2 separate regions of the Mus musculus genome follow, and region 1 is linked to region 2. Evidence: chromatin loops called from intact Hi-C (ENCODE). Cell type or tissue: gastrocnemius. All regions are shown on one strand.

Region 1 (8,000 bases), 160 kb before region 2:
TTGTGGCCAGCCTGGACTCCACAAGATCCTATCTCCAAAAAAACCACGACAACTTGCTAGATTTAGAGGTAGGACTCTGAGGCCATTCACAGAAAGACACGCTGGGGTGGAAAGGTGCAAGAGGACAAGCCAAAGTCAGACCCAAATAAATGTTCCCCGCAGCATCCAGCACACCGCCAGCCCACACGGCAGGAGCATGCGCAGCCAACACAAATGGAGGACCGCAGACCCAGGGAGCCCAGACATGCGGGTTCCTTCACCAGAGATGCTTGCCTAGCTGTTAGTGGAAGGTAATCTCTCAAGTATCTGCAAACAGCCAAGTCAGTTGCCAGGCCCTTCTACCACAAATGCCACCTCCAGCAGACACAGGCTGATAAATGCTGCCATAAAGATAAGAAGTCAAGATAGCGAGCATTAATCTCACTGGCATCTCCGACCAAGAGTAAACACCAAACATCTGAATTCCACTGGGCATGTGCATAGAATCCAGCCTTCTGTGCACCCAACATGGCTTCCACTGACACTCTCTCTCCTCTGCTTCCTCAACACCACCTCCCTCCACCCCCTTTTCTCCTTCTTTCTTGCTTCCTCCTTTAGCCAGAGCTAAATTTCTGCTTTCCATTTCAAGTGAGTATCTCTCTCTCTTCCTATCTTCTGTCTGAGCATGCACAAGAATGTGACTACCATTCCCTCCAACAGAAGGAATGGGAGGCACAAAGCTGACAGCCCTTTCAGGTCTATGTATGCATGCGGGAACACAGCCATCTCATATCTAGGAGGAGTTTGGTATGGGATGGTGCAGGGTCTGGATGAGATCACTCTCTAGCACACAGATTCCTACATGCCTTTTCCTGTGCATCCTTTATGTAGACACCTTGGCACTATATAACCTAAATGCATGGCATATTTCCAAAGTATCAGCTTTGAATGAGAGCCAAAGACATGGGACCATTTCCCAGGCCCCTGGTCACAGACTGCCCCAAGGAGGAGACATAGTATCTATTAAAATCTGTCAAAAACCTGTGACTGTAACAAAATACCAGAGGCAAACAACTTATAAAGAGAAAAGGGCTACTTTTCATCCAGTTTGAGTGATTGGTTGAACCTATTGCTTTGGGCCTGAAGTGAGGTAGCACATCACAGTGGGAGCACATCACAGTGGGAACACGTCACAGTGGGAGCATGTAGCAGAAAAGGGCATGTACCTTATGGCCCGAAGGTAAAGATCAAGCAAGGAGGGGGCAAAGATCTCACTGTTCTCTTCAAGGGAATGCTCTCAGTGACCTAAGAGCTCACATTAGACCCTACATCCCAGAAGTACCCTAGGGACAAAACCTCTTCTCTGGGGGGACTTGAGGGGGACACTCAATGTCCAAAGTAGAGCAAGATTCTTCTCTTTTAAGGATTATTCTGGCTAGTTTCCCATATTTGTATTAAAAAGTAAGGACAAGGAGCCAGAGAGTTGGCTCAGCCATTATAAGCACTGACTGCTCTTTCAGGACACCTGGATTCTGTTCTTAGCATCCTATGGTGGCTCCCAACTCTCTGTATGCAACTCTCAGAGGTTCTGACACCCTCTTCTGGCCTCCGTGAGCACTGCATGCATATAGTGCACAGACATACACGCGGATGAAACACCCACATGCATAAAATAAAAATAATTTGATTTTTTTTAAGTAAGGAAGAGCCAAGCAAGGTGGCACTCACCTATGACCCCCAAGCATTCAAGAGGCTGAGACAAGAGAGTCTTATGCTCAAGGTCAACCTAGAACTATACAAGGAAACCCTGTCCCCTCCTCCACACACCCAAACTACAAAAACAGAAACACAAGCATGCCCTCTCACACCTGCAACCCTAGCACTCCCGAGGCTAAAGCAGGAGTATTGTAATGGACCAGCTCTGGCAACGTGCTGAGCTGCAGGCCAGCCTGAGGAGAGGAACAAAACAAGCTGAAGAGAAGTCTTTCCCTTCAGTGTCCCCAGTGAGGCAAGGGTACACACGGACATGCCTAAAGAAAAACACAGTATATCCCCAGCTTGAAGAGACAGCCCCCCTCTAGTGTCCTGATACTTGCCCAGCGGGTATGGCTATGCCGTGCCTCCCCAGTCTGTCAGTGCAACTGCAGTGATCTCAGCTCAGGTGGAATGAAGGAAAAACTGTGGGGACCATGTGAACGCTGGTCCGCTGGGTCATCTTAACGTTCTGCAATCTTTCTTTAAAGCTAATCAGGAGACTCCAGTAAAAGATAAGGACTTCTAGAGCTGAGCTAACCCACAAGTCTCTGAAGACGAGTGTCCCTGTTTGTTCTTCTGTTGCTCAGATCAAACATCCTGGCCACAAACAACTTGGGAAATTATTTCATCGTACCGAGAGAGAATCTCTTGTTGTCTGTGGGAAGCATTACCTATCAATAAAAAGCCCATGGCCTATTAGCCATGGCAGGAAATAGGAGGTGGGAGTTCTGGTAGGGAGAGAGGAACTCTGGGATAGAGTCAGGTTTGGGAAGAGATTTGCCCCCAACTCTGAGAAGACAGACACATGAAACTGAGGAAAGGTAACTAGCCATGTGGCACTCATAGAAAAGAATAAAGGGATTAATTAGTGACAATCTATTAGAAGAATTGTGGCCTAGGCATTTATTCATAAGTAGCAAATGTCAGAGTCATTATTTCGGGAATGTGGGCATGAGTGGGAAAGCCCGTGGTGACAACCTTTCACTTCTGGATCACAGTCCGTCACAGAGGGCAGTCAGGACAGGAACAGAAGGCCGGAACCTGGAGCAGAGACCATGGAAGAACATTGCTTACTGGCTTGCTTACCTCTCTTATAGCACCCGAGTCCACATGCCCAGGAGCAGCAAGACTCAGTGGGCTAGGCCTTTGTACATCAATTAGCAATCTTACAAAGTGCCTCATGGACACACCCACAAGCCAATCTGAGCAAGGCCATTCATCATTTGAGCATCACTCTTCTCAGGTGACTCTAGGTCCAGCTGGCAGCTGACACCCTGACAACAGGCCTCACCATCGACAGGCTTGGTGACCTCACCTAGGTTACTCAGTTCGATGGAACCTTAGCTGTCTGTAACGCCGCCTCTGCGTGGGATCCTTGTGAGAAGCAGAGAGGAAAGATGCAAAGGGCCAGTGATGCTCTAAATGACAGCTAGGGTTATGGAGGAATGCCTCTTTGATTTCAAGAGCTACAACTTAAAGGTTGAAGCTAGAAGGATGAAGGACTGATACTAGAACTCAGACTGAAGGGGCTGGAGAGATGGCCCAGCGGTTAAGAGTGCTGGCTGCTCTTACAGAGGACTGGAATTTGGTTTCTTGCTCAGTCTCCCGTGACTTCAGCTCCAGGGGATCTGAACTCTTTTTTGGTCTCTGTAGGCACCGCACAAACATGCCCAGACACACAAACGCACACTCATAAATAAAGTAATAATAAATTAAATTAAATCAAAGCTTCACTCGACACATACTTACACCTGGTCATAAACTACACTAAATGACAGCAGCACCCCTGAGCTTAAGCAATGTCTGTCCCCAACATCCTGGCACAGTGACTCCTCTAGCTGCTTGGGCTGAGCTCTTGGCCCAGTTGCTGGTTTGGATAGTTCTGGCTGATAGGCAGACAGCATCAGGAAAGGAGGGGGCTGCTCTCTGGGTGCAGAAGTAAAACCTGGAGCCTTAGAGAGCAGAGCCAAGGACACATCTCCCAAAGGCCTGGGGAGCTTTCCCAGTGCCCAGGCTGAGAAGACATCTGGAAACAGCCCCGAGCAGCAGTTCTTCTGCAGGCAGAGAGGCAACCGTAGCATCTTCAGGCAGGTCTGATGAACTCAGCCAAGGAAACAGCACAAAAGACGGAAAAGCAAATGCCGGTCTCAAAACACATTGGGCAGAGTGGCCTTTGCCAAAGCCATCATACAAGAAGCCCCTAGTCCCACATGGAACTGATCATAGCCTATCGTGTTCCCCTCAGTGTAGGAAAGGTGTTAGCTTACTAACTCTTGGGGAACTGGAAGCTTGAGGAATAAGTGTTAGGCTCCCAGGGCAAGCTACAGACCACGGTTCTGATTTTCAGAGAAAATGGATGTATTGATAACACAGTGAGCTGCTGGGCAGGATGTGCAACTAAGCTGAAGAGACAGGAGCAAAGAGAGGGCGAACATTCCTAATCCAAGGTATACCACAGGGTGATCCAACCTGCAGATACCCATCACCAGCGCTGGCACCTGAAACTACAGCTGCAGCCACTGTCCCTGCCAGTCCTGCACACTAGGTGTTGTGGGTGAGACCTAGCCTCTACAAGGCTGAAATCCCTGCACCAGGGCATCGCTGCCTTCAAAGGCCCAAGAAGGTCTTGTGGACCAGTCCCAGGCCCCAGGCTGGCACAGTAGGTGCAAGAAGTCCTGGGGAAAGTTTCTGCCTGACAGAGAAGCGCTTCCAAACACGGAAGACAGATTCTGCAGGCTCAGAAGCAAAACAGCACCAAAGCAGCCGGTAGCGCGGGACTATAGAAAGGACTGCACGTCACCGCTGCGCCACCAGGGGGCGCGCTGTGCTGGGGGAACTCTGACGCGTAGGCGGTATCTCAAGCCAAGTGGCTTGAGTTCTGAGTTAACCCCCTTCCCCGAGGTAAGTAAAATTCCCTGGGCTTCAGTTGTGCATAGAGCAGGGACTCTTCTTGCTGGAATGTCGTAAGTAAACCCCCTTATTTAGATATCAATCTATTGCTGTGACATTTGCCTCGAAGTAGTGGCAGTGGTGAACGGGAGAGAAAACCCAGAGGCTGTCTGTGGTACAGGGCTGCTGAACACACAATACTGTTTTCTCTGTGTTAACATAGGAAAGAATTCTTCAGCAAACTTTTCCAAAACGAAGGGCCCTGAACGGACTTATGAACAGCAAGCCAGAACGTCCAGGTTTTCTTACTGGGTCAATCTCAGGATGTCCAATCCTCTGGCATCATGGACTCCCCATCGTTCTCCACCACAGGAGGCCTGTAACAGGGAAACCCATTTTGTGGCCACTAAACAATATTTAAATAAAATAGAAGACCCAGGTAACAAGGTGGACCACAGCCGTCACTCAGATCTCCAGCTGCCAAGTCCTAAGGGAAGAGTCCCAAGGCCCAGTCCTGGTTGCTGTGATGGTCTATCGAAGGCAAAAGCGTGCATGCATGTAAGACCGACAGCAACACGACCATACGTGCATCTTTACCATAATGAACCCCACGGTGAAGCTCTTCCCTCCCCAGGAAAGGGTTTGGGTGCGACGCAAGGGGCTCCGGGCCACTAAGACTTTGACCACCAAGTACAACCTTAACTATTTCGCTTCTCTAAGGAAACGAGCGCTCAGGGTAGGCGAGATGGCACAGCAGGCAAAGGCGATTGCCGCCAAAGCCGATAAAATTCCATCTAAAATTCTATACTGAGATCCTCATGGCAGGAGTGAGCCTCCTGCAACTTATGACCTCCGCGCGCATCTGTTTCTGTCGCACGTACTCCACCTACATAGGGTGAGAATGGGGAGGAAGAGGGAAGGAAGGAAGAGTGAAGGAGAGAGAAGGGAGATTGTAACAGTAAAAAATAAGCTCTGGAGAGCAGCACTGCCACCGAGGCTCAGTCCCTGGGACCACCGAGGCTCCCGACCTGGCGGAAGCACTTCCGCCCCCATCCATGATGGCGGGAGGGCGGGGCGGGGCTGGCAGGCGGAAGCGGCCGGCGGATCCCTGGCTTAGCACCATGGCGGCCGCGACCGCCTCCTCCGCGCTCAAGCGGCTGGATCTGCGCGATCCCAACGCGCTCTTCGAGACTCATGGAGCGGAGGAGATCCGCGGGCTGGAGCGCCAGGTCCGAGCCGAGATCGAACACAAGAAGGAGGAGCTGCGGCAGATGGTGGGCGAGCGGTACCGCGACCTGATCGAGGCGGCGGACACCATCGGCCAGATGCGCCGCTGCGCCGAGGGCCTGGTGGACGCCGTGCAGGCCACCGATCAATACTGCGCCCGCCTCCGCCAGGCCGGCTCCGTGGCGCCCCGGGTCCCACGGGCCCCGCAGGTCAGTCCGGGATCCGAACCCGCCACGTCCCTCCGCCCCCGCCGCCCGGCGGACCCCACCCCTCACCTTCCGCCGGAGGAGCCCGCCCCTCGCCGCCGCGGGCTACCGGGAGGCGTCTGCGGGCCTTCCTCGGGACGCTGGTCCGCTGCCGAAAAGCCAGCCGGCCTTTTGCTCCGGGAGCCTTCCCGGACTTCCGGACGATTCCCTCGCCTCCCGTGGGTTCGCTGCGCTCTCCTTCCCTTTTAACTGAAAACGCCAGGGGTCTCTCGACTGTCAGATCTCTCCCGTTAGCTCACACCTTCCTGTCAAAGTCATTCATTCATTCCCCATCCCACCCTGAGCCCGACCGAGCCTGGAGAATTGGGGGAGGGTAGCCTCAGCCGTCAGACCCTCCCCCTTTTAATAGGTGAGCAGTTTCATTTCAGGCTGGTTTAAAAAACTCAGGGTATCCTGATGTCCTCCCATGAAACGTTTAAGACCCGATGCGGATCGAATTCTGACATTGGGTGTTGGCTTAGGAATGAGCAGAGGGCGCCGAGGGTAAATAGTTTTTAACCTAGGAGAACTTACTGTAACAGAAGAAGAAATTACAAAAGCACACTAGCCCACATGTGGAGCCAGCTTTCTTGCGCTACTTAGGTGTCAGAAAATCCAAGCCAAAAAAACTAGGGCAGTATAATGAACGTGGGCAAAGAAGGTTGGAACTTTGTCAGCCTGTCACTCCCTAAGCTACACATTAAGTACAGCCCCCTTCCCAAATGGACAGACTTAGCTGGCTAGCTTCAACTATGTAAGCCCAGTCTTAGAAATGGATTGATTTTCATGGTTATGGCTGGTGCATTTCTGGGGGAATGCCCTCTCCGTTCAAATCATAAACAGGAGCCTCCCAAGATGTTCTTGAAGTTTACATTCTAATTAAAGAAAGAAATTCTTGGGAAATTGAATTTTTAAAATATGAATAATTTAGAATGGCAGTAGAAAATAGTTTAGCATAAAGGTGATTAATCGCCACATGTCCATTTAATGTAATAGTTCGGAAGGAAGGAGTGAGTTAGGTGTGGCTCCTCCCCAGTAAGGACAACTGAGATTTGGAACATTGACGTCTCTGGCCAGCTATGCTGCTGTAACAAAAGATTTAACACTGGATAGTTCATAAAGAGTAGACATTCATTTTCCCTCAGGAATAGGCCTGGGAAGTCCGAGATCAAACTGTTAGCATCTGACGTCCGTTGCAGGCCTGCTTGCCTCCCATAGCAGATGGGGAGGAACACAAAAGAGCCAGAGTTAGTTCCCCTCCTTTACCGGCACCCCACACACCACTACTGAAGACGGACTCGAGGTGAGAGGGCAGATGAGAGGCCTGAAGTCTCAGCCAGATGAAGATCTGGTGCAGGGGTGGTAAAGAACAGTCAACGAGAAATGTTTGGTGACCTTAAAGAGAAAGGAGAGGAAGGAGGAAGCTTGTAGGAAGTCTCCCTTCCACCCACCGATAACCAGATGGCGAGATGCCCCGCCCTCCTACCAATAACCAGATGGCGAGATGCCCCGCCCTCCTACCAATAACCAGATGGTGAGATGCCCCGCCCTCCTACCAATAACCAGATGGCGAGATGCCCCGCCCTCCTACCAATAACCAGATGGTGAGATGCCATTTGGTCGGACATAAGTGCCCTGCAAGCTGAGTGGTACTGAGTGTGGCTTTATGAAAACGTCAGATTTTGTTTTCGTTTTAAAGACAGGGTTTCTCTGTGCTGTCCTGGCTAGCCTGGAACTCACTATGTTGACCAGGCTGGTGTCTAACTCACAAGAGATCCGCCCACCACTGCCCCTTGGGTGCTGGGATCAAAGGTGTGCGATACCACACACGGAAAAGCTTGAGATCTTAAAGCATTCCCCAGCTTCTCCCCCAGGCCTGTGTAAACGGAGCTGTGCTTTTTATTT
Region 2 (8,000 bases):
TCCATTCCTGACACATTGCAAATAGTACTGTATCTATTTACTAAGTAGTTGCTACTCGGTGCTGTTTGTACATGCTCAGTAAAGACACATTTGTTATTTGGTGCTGTCTGTCTTCAGCATAGATACATTTTCACTTGCTTATTTGCCTTTTGAGGCATTCTCCCTTAGCTCAGGGCAGTCTCGAACTTGCTGTGTAGCTAAAGGTGGCTCTGATCGACTTTAAAGGCTTACTTTTCTTTTCATTTATGTGCATGTGTGTCTCTGTGTGTGTGTCACACCAGCGCCCATGCCCATGGAGGCCAGCACAAAGGGGGTTGGGTCCCCTGGAATTGAGGCTCGAGGTGGTTGTGAGACACTTAATGTAGGTTCTGGGAATGGAACTCAGTCTCTTGGAAGAACAGCAATGCTGAGCCATCTCTGAGCCCTGGCTCTTGCCCATTCCTGGCTTCACCTCTTAAGGTCTGTGCTGCTGCACCCAGACAGACGCAATTTTGGGGAATATTTTCCTTTCTTGGTTGGTTGAAACTGCAGATATGAAATTCATGGCTTTGAGGGTTGACACACGGGGGAAGAGAGAGAGAGAGAGAGAGAGAGAGATCCTGAATTCTCTCAGATCTCAGATCTGCCTTGGTTCCAGCATCTGCCCTTTCCCCTATGACCTTACCAGGGGATCAGGAGCAAAAAGCCTATTTTCTGGGGTGACTCTAACCCCTGTTGTTAGACAGACACTACACTGCTTACTCCCTGGGAATTCTAGGGGAATCCAGTGTGACACTGACCAAAAAGTGGCTTTGGACACCTCAGGACAAGGGGATCTGTCCCCTCTCTCCTTCCTCCATCCTGCCTGGATCTAGTCCCCACCTCTCTCTGTCATCTCCTCCAGACTCAGCCCAGAAGGCAGAGCCAGTTTTTCTTTTTATTTCTTTTTCCCTTTCCCTTTCCCTTTCCCTTTCTTTCTTTCTTTCTTTCTTTCTTTCTTTCTTTCTTTCTTTCTTTCTTTCTTTCTTTCTTTCTTCCTTTCTCTTTCTTTCTTTCTTTCTTTCTTTCTTTCTTTCTTTCTTTCTTTCTTTCTTTCTTTCTTTCTTTCTTTCGGTTTTTTGAGACAGGGTTTCTTTTTATAGTCCTGGCTGTCCTGGAACTCACTTTGTAGACCAGGCTGGCCTCGAACTCAGAAATCCGCCCTTTTGAAAATTTTATTTGTTTATTTTTATTTCATGTTCATTGGTGTTTTTGCTTGCCTGCATGCCTGTGTGAGAGTATCAGGTCCCCTGAAACTGGAGTAGCAGGCAGTTACGAGCTGTCACGTGGGTGCTGGGAATTGAACCCCGGGTTTTTAAGAGCCAGTGCTTTTTTTTTTTTTTTTTTTTTTTTGAGACAAGGTTTCTCTGTATAGCCCTGGCTGTCCTGGAACTCACTCTGTAGACCAGGCTAGCCTCAGAAATCTGCCTGCCTCTGCCTCCTGAGTACTGGGATTAAAGGTGTGTTCCACCACTGCCCAGCTCAGCCAGTACTCTTAACCACTGAGGCAGAGTTCTAATTCTTAACCGCTCCAACCCTCTGAGTCTCCCCATCACACTCAACACAAATCCTGTTCTCCAGACCCTTGGGAATCGGGCCTCACTCCACCTCTCTTGTCAACACCGGGGTCTGTCCCTCGAATCCCCTCCAGCCTCCTGGCCTCTGCACCTGCTGGTCCTTCTGACAGGAATCCTGCTTCCGGCTTCCTGCTTGTCTCCAGAACTTCCCACAGCTGGTCTCCTCTGGCTCAAAGCTCAGCTCAGGTGTAGCCAGCCATCTTGTGAACCACACCCTGCTCCCCTTAGCTCCCCCTACCCCCCAGCCAGCTCATCTGTGCTGTGCTTGTTTATGTCCTGTCCCCTGGCCTCAGCAGGACACAGACTTACTTTTAAAAAAAAAATCATTGTTTCATCACCAGTGTGAAGCAAAAGTGTGGGCTCACAGAAGACAATGAACGCGGGGTGTGCTGAGCAAAGGCAAGGAGACAAGAAAGGAGGAGAAAGCCAAACAGGGGCGGGGAGTGGCGGCTGTCCCAAAAGCTGAGACAAGGTGGGCAGAACAGGCTAGGTGAGATCTGGGGACTTTCTCAAGGTTCCCAGTGAGAGTTTCTTTTTTTCTTTCTTTTCTTTTCTTTTTTTTATGGACACATAGAGCCTTCTTTGCAGGCTGGGCTTTTCTTTCCACAGGGCATCTGGAAGTGGGGCCTGGGTATCCGAACCCAGTTCCCCGGCTGCGTGAAAGCTCCGACACCAGACGTGGACACCAGTTTGTCCCCCAAACCCTGACCTCCCCAAGAGACTTCTCCCTACCTGCTTGCTGAGTCTGGCCCCGGGTCGGGGTGCTCCTCGGCCCATCCCCCGCAGCATTGAAGGCTGCCACGCTGACCATGTAGGCTGTGTAGCCCGTCAGGTTCTTGAGTTTCACGCTGTTCTCAGCCAAGAAGAGAGTCTTCACCCTCTCTGTGAGGTTCCTCCGTTGGACTTCCCAGAAATAAATCTGTGGGAACCAAAGATTGTGGGATGAGAGGGACGAAGACATCAGGCCTCCCCTCCGCCCCTGCCCATCTCGGGGGTTCAAAGACACCCCTGCTTTCAACCAGGAAACAATATGGAAGTAGCTAAGAGCTATTTAAGAAGGATTCGGGAACTTTTCACTTTGTAGTCAATACCGACCCTCCGATCGTCTGTAAGCGTCATCCCCTGTGTATCTTGTGTCTCTGGGGTTGGCATCTGTCCCATGTAACAGGCGTGTCAGCCTCAATAGGAACCTGCATCTCACCAGCCTGAGCTGGAGAGGCGGGAGCAATCATGGGCTCTGCTCCACTGTGTGGGGCACAAGGGCTAACAGCTTGGCAATGCCAGGGCACTGGTGAGGAGCAGAGAGCCTCAGCTCTGCCCCGTGTGCCACATAGGCAGCCTCAGCTGCTAAGGCCCCTGTAAAAAGCTCCCGCTGTAAATAAAGTTCCTGGTGGTGCATATGCGCAATCCAATCTGATAATCGTGGATCAAAGTCTGAAAAGTCTGGTGCAGGCTAGACAGAGGTGGCATTCGGTTTGTGGCTCAACTCTTGATGGCACCATTTGCTAGGCCTGTGACTTGGTCAGCTGCAGAGGGCTTAAGGACACCCGCTTTCCGGGGCGAGCAAGAAGACTGCAGGCCGTAAGGACTGGCCAGCTTCTAAGGGTATTGTTACACGCTTGTGGAGGATTTTAAGTCCTCAGTGCAGCAGGAGCTTCGTGGAGCCTCCGGGCACTCTATAATGAGCATGGTTAGTGCTTTTAAACACGCATCGAAGACTCTCAAATTACATTAAGAGCTGGTATTCTGCTACATACAGCCTGGCATCCCAAACCCTGTACAGGATTGACGATCATTTGGCTCCCTCTGCTGGCCAGAGAGGGTTCTGAACGCTATTGGAGTTTCCTTTCCTCCATACCAATAAAAGTAGGAAAGAGCTAATAAAAGTGTCCACCCCCAGCGTGTGCAGAGGCAGTCAGGACATCTTGTTACTACAAAAGATTTGCTTCTCTACTGCCTTGCTTCCATTTAAAAAATCTTTTTATACGGGGAATTGAGGTCTCCATTCATAAAATCACCCACGCATCCACTGACTATGAGAACGCAACAGCCACAAAGCAGTCTCCTGGATTCATCGTTTGGGGAAGAGCTCAAGGCTAGCTCTACAGCTCTGCACACGCCCTGAGCATCAGCAGCTTGGCGAAGACAGTCAGAGAACTGTTGGATTCTCCTGGCCTGAGGAGAGGGATAGAGGGGTTTCCAGGGCCTCTGTGGAAATGCAGGGGTAGCTGGAACGGTAGGGGAGGCCGAGGAGGGGTGACGGCTGTGTGAGGAGAAACAGGCAGGGGAATGTCATGTCTCAACTGGGTGAGGCACGGTGCTGTGGAGACAGGCTGGGCGAAGCTTGTGACCGGTTGATGAAGAACAGGGCAGATTTATCAGCAGCCTTAGCAGTGTGAGATTTGGAGGAACGGTGAAGATGAGAACGTACTTGGGGTTGGGTTTGGAAAAGAGAGTAGAGAGTCAGCTTGAGCGGGGCAGAGACTATGGGAGATTGTCTTTGGTTTCCTTCTTTCCAGCTCTTCCCTCCTTCCTGCCCTCTGCTGGAGGGTCTCTCTCCCTCCGCTGAAGATGGAGCCTGAGTTCTATGTAGACTGTCTCGTGCCCGTGTCTCACCAGAACACAGCAAACTGGTCAGCAAGCACTTTATCGTTTAGCGATGTCCCTGTATCATGGGAGAAGCCTTTGAATGAATCCTCCAGCAAAGAGACCCAACAAGGACATAATGAGATGTGAACAAAACCGCGAGGTCAGGAAAGGGCATTAGGAACGGAGACAAGGGGCTGGGGAGATGGCTCAGTGGTCAAGAGCGCCGACTGTTCTTGCAGGGGACCCGGGTTCTCACAACTGTCTATAACTCCAAGATCTGACACACCCTCACACAAGATATACACAAGATGTGGACAAAACACCAGTGCACATAAAATAAATAAATAAATAATTTTTTTTAAAAGAGGAAATAAGGGACTGGAGAGGTGGCTCAGTGGTTAAGAGCACTGACTGCTCTTGAAGAAGACCTGGGTTTGGTTCCCAGCACCCATCTAGTGGCTTAGAAGCTCCTATGTGTCTAGTTCTAGGAGATCTGATGCCCTCTTCTGGCCTCCTTGGGTCCCTGTGGTGCACATGAACTCATGCAGACAAGCACATAAACATATGAAAATACTAAGTAATGAACAAAAGAAGAAACAAATTTCAGAATGCCTTTATGGCCTGCCTATGACTGGTCCTAGAGGGAGATACTTGGTGTTGTTGGGGAGACAGGGTCAATGGCTGGGGAGGGCATTGGGCAGGGCAGTGCCAAGGTGTAGGACATACAGAAGCAGGCTGCCTGCTTGCTGTCAGTAGACCTTTGTTAGATGAGGATACACAGTAAAAGGGACAAGGGCTGAGGCTGGATCCTGGTCCCCAAGGTGACATGATTGATTGGTAGAGCACCCACTCATGGGGAAGTGAGTATGTACTGAACCCAGGCTATGGGCTCCAGAGGGCAGGCACCCTGGCCCATCTGGCTCCTTTGTGTCCCAGACACCTCACTCATGGTTGATACATAGGCCAACAGACATGTCATGGGGGGAAGTGGCTGGAGCGGCAGCAGATGACGCTGACCCCATTTCTTTTTTTTTTTTTTTTTTTAAGATTTATTTATTTATATGTAAGTACACTGTAGCTGTCTTCAGACACCAGAAGAGGGCATCGGACCCCATTGCAGATGGTTGTGAGCCACCATGTGGTTGCTGGGAATTGAACTCAGGACCTCTGGAAGAGCAGTCAGTGCTCTTAACCACAGAGCCATCTCTCCAGCCCGGGAGTCAGATCTTGTTATGGATGGTTGTGAGCCACCATGTGGTTGCTGGGATTTGAACTCTGGACCTTCGGAAGAGCAGTCTAGAAGAGCAGTAGGGTGCTCTTACCCACTGAGCCATCTCACCAGCCCCTGACCCCATTTCTTAACTCTTGGTTTTTATTCCCAGCCCGTTTCCCCTTTAATCACTTTTCTGACGTATAGTTGACGAAAATTTAATAGAATTAAGATATATAATTAATGTTCTTTTTTCTCTCTTCTTTCCTTTCTTTTTTCTTTTTAAAAAAAGATTTATTGATTACTGCTAGAGGACAACAATCTCTAAGCCAAACCCGAGACTGTTGTGAGAAAGGGAGTGAGGGAAGGGAAGGAGGATTTTTTTTTTAGGATTTATTTATTTATTTTGTGAATGTGAGTATACTGTTGCTATCCACATCCCAGAAGAGGGCAACAGGTCCCATTACAGATGGTTGTGAGCCACCATGTGGTTGCTGGGAATTGAACTCAGGACCTCTGGAAGAGCAGTCAGTGCTCTTAACTGCTGAGACATCTCTCCAGCCCCTCTTCTCTCTCTCTCTCTCTCTCTCTCTCTCTCTCTCTCTCTCTCTCTCTCTCTCTCTCTCTCTCGTTGCTTATAGTGCTAGAAACAGAGCCCAGGGCCTTAAGCACGCTCAGAAGCACTTGATCAGCACTGCACCTCTCTCTGGCCAACCTGTTGTTATTATTATTTACTTACCCTTTTTTGGAAGCAGGACTTACATAGCCCAGCCGCCCTTGATTTTACAAAGTGACTAAGGGCAACCTGGAGCTGACCCTCCTGCCTCTACCTCCTAAGTGCTGGGATTACAGGTAGAGGCCCCTACGCCTGTTGCTTTATGCCTGCAGAGGGTCAAACCCCAGGAATCATGAATGCTAGCCACTCTCCCAGCTGAGCCCTACCCCAAGCCCTCTGATGTTTTCATACCCATCCACTGGGCCCACTGTCAAGCCAAGCTGATTGGCACCTGTTACTTCCAATGGTCACCTCTTTTTTTTTTTTTTTTTTGACTTTTCATAAAAATCACAATTTATTAACAGATTTTGAGAACAGTGATTCAGAAATGATTGTAATGAGAGAACCAAATGATTGAGAAAGAATAAGAAAAGCCTATCTATTTGGGTATGGGCTTATCTAAGAACACTGTAGCTGTCTTCAGACACTCCAGAAGAGGGAGTCAGATCTCCTTACGGATGGTTGTGAGTCACCATGTGGTTGCTGGGATTTGAACTCAGGACCTTCAGAAGAGCGGTCGGGTGCTCTTACCCGCTGAGCCATCTCACCAGCCCCCTAAGAAGAGTCTTAATTAAGCCTTAGCATTAGTATTTATATCTTGTTGGTTACAACTCAAGAAAGTCCTTAATAAACTCTACCCGCTGCCCTTGCTGGATAAATCAGGAGGTGGTGTGTGTGTGTGTGTGTATGTGTGTGAGTGTGTGTGAGTGTGAGTGTGTGGTGTGTGTGTGTGTGTATGTGTGTGAGTGTGTGTGTGTGAGTGTGTGAGTGTGTGTGTGTGAGTGTGTGTGATGTGTGTGTGTTTGTGTGTGTGTAGGTAGGAATAATCGCTGAGAGAGCAGAAGCAGGAGCCGCTGTGCCTTGATCCTGGCTCAGGGATTGCCCCTTTCCTGTACTGGGCATCTGTGCTGCGATTCCTAGAAAACTGCAGGATTACAATCAGAACCGAAGCCTTTAAGCGAATGCTTCTAATTGTGCTAAATCCCTGACCTACAGTTACCTTTTTTGATGCACAGTAAGAACCTTTAAGAGCAAGGGTCAGCATACGTGTTTCAGCTACACACTACAGTTTTATTGGGCATGGCTAGCATCCTGCAGGTTAGCTCCAGGGACGGGTTCATCCTTCCACGCCTGGACCTCTTTTGGCTGGGGGTTATTTTTGTTTCTTTGGCATAGGCTCACTCTTCCTCAGGAAGGCCCGGGACTCACTCTGTGGCCCTGCCTCAGCTTCTAAGTGCCCATGTTTTCCCACTTTCATTTTTGAGACAGGGTCTCTGTATGTAGCTCTGGCTGGCTTGAATTCATGGAGACCCACCTGTACCTGTCTTCCGAGGGCTGGGAGTAAAGGTGTGTGCAACCATGCCTGGCTTGAAATGTTTGCCATATGACCAGCATCTCTCCAGTCCCTCCCAAATCTGGCGACCACCTTCTTCTTCCCGATTTTGTGACTTGGACTAGTCTTCTTTTTCAAAAAGAATTAATTAATTAATTAATTAATTAATTAATTATTTATTTATATTAATGGGATCCATTGGGTGGGTCCCATTACAGATGGTTGGGAGCCACCATGTGGTTGCTGGGAATTGAGCTCAGGACCTATGGAAGAGCAGTCAGCGCTCTTAAACCCTGAGCCATCTCTCCAGCCCGACTTGGACTATTCTATCCTATTATTACTATCCTAGGGACTTTGATGAGTCAGGTCATGTGTGAGTGAGGTCATGCAGACCAGTCAGTCTTCCTGGTGGCTTCCTGGTGGTTGGCTCATTTCACATAACACAATGTCTTCTGGGTTCATATAGCTTTGAGACAAGAAAACAAACAGACCGTCCCC

Evidence for each region. Peaks named below come from ENCODE experiments on the same cell type or tissue, not always from the same donor. Only the 100,000 strongest peaks of a DNase experiment are listed, where the experiment ranks them.
Region 1: it touches region 2 in a loop (8-fold over the local background); 22 of 42 quality-filtered maps call a loop at or near these places.

What each region holds. Positions count from the first base shown.
Region 1 is chr11:113,643,817-113,651,816 of GRCm38, forward strand. It overlaps Cog1 (component of oligomeric golgi complex 1), which reads left to right and starts at 5,713. Exons shown (of 14, transcript NM_013581.3): 1 at 5,713-6,059. The coding sequence starts at 5,745. It also overlaps a transcript of Slc39a11 not described here. In gastrocnemius, no CTCF peak of the experiment used is centred here; DNase peaks (open chromatin) are centred at 4,543, 5,761, 6,068, 7,340 and 1 more place; H3K4me3 peaks cover 2,634 bases; H3K27ac peaks cover 3,022 bases.
Region 2 is chr11:113,808,002-113,816,001 of GRCm38, forward strand. It overlaps Sdk2 (sidekick cell adhesion molecule 2), which reads right to left. Exons shown (of 45, transcript NM_172800.3): 37 at 2,328-2,514. Among named protein-coding and RNA genes, the nearest start is that of Gm51930, 7.9 kb to the left of the region's middle. In gastrocnemius, a CTCF peak has its summit at 3,411 (motif pointing left); DNase peaks (open chromatin) are centred at 2,005, 2,375, 2,797, 3,158 and 1 more place; H3K4me3 peaks cover 271 bases; H3K27ac peaks cover 707 bases.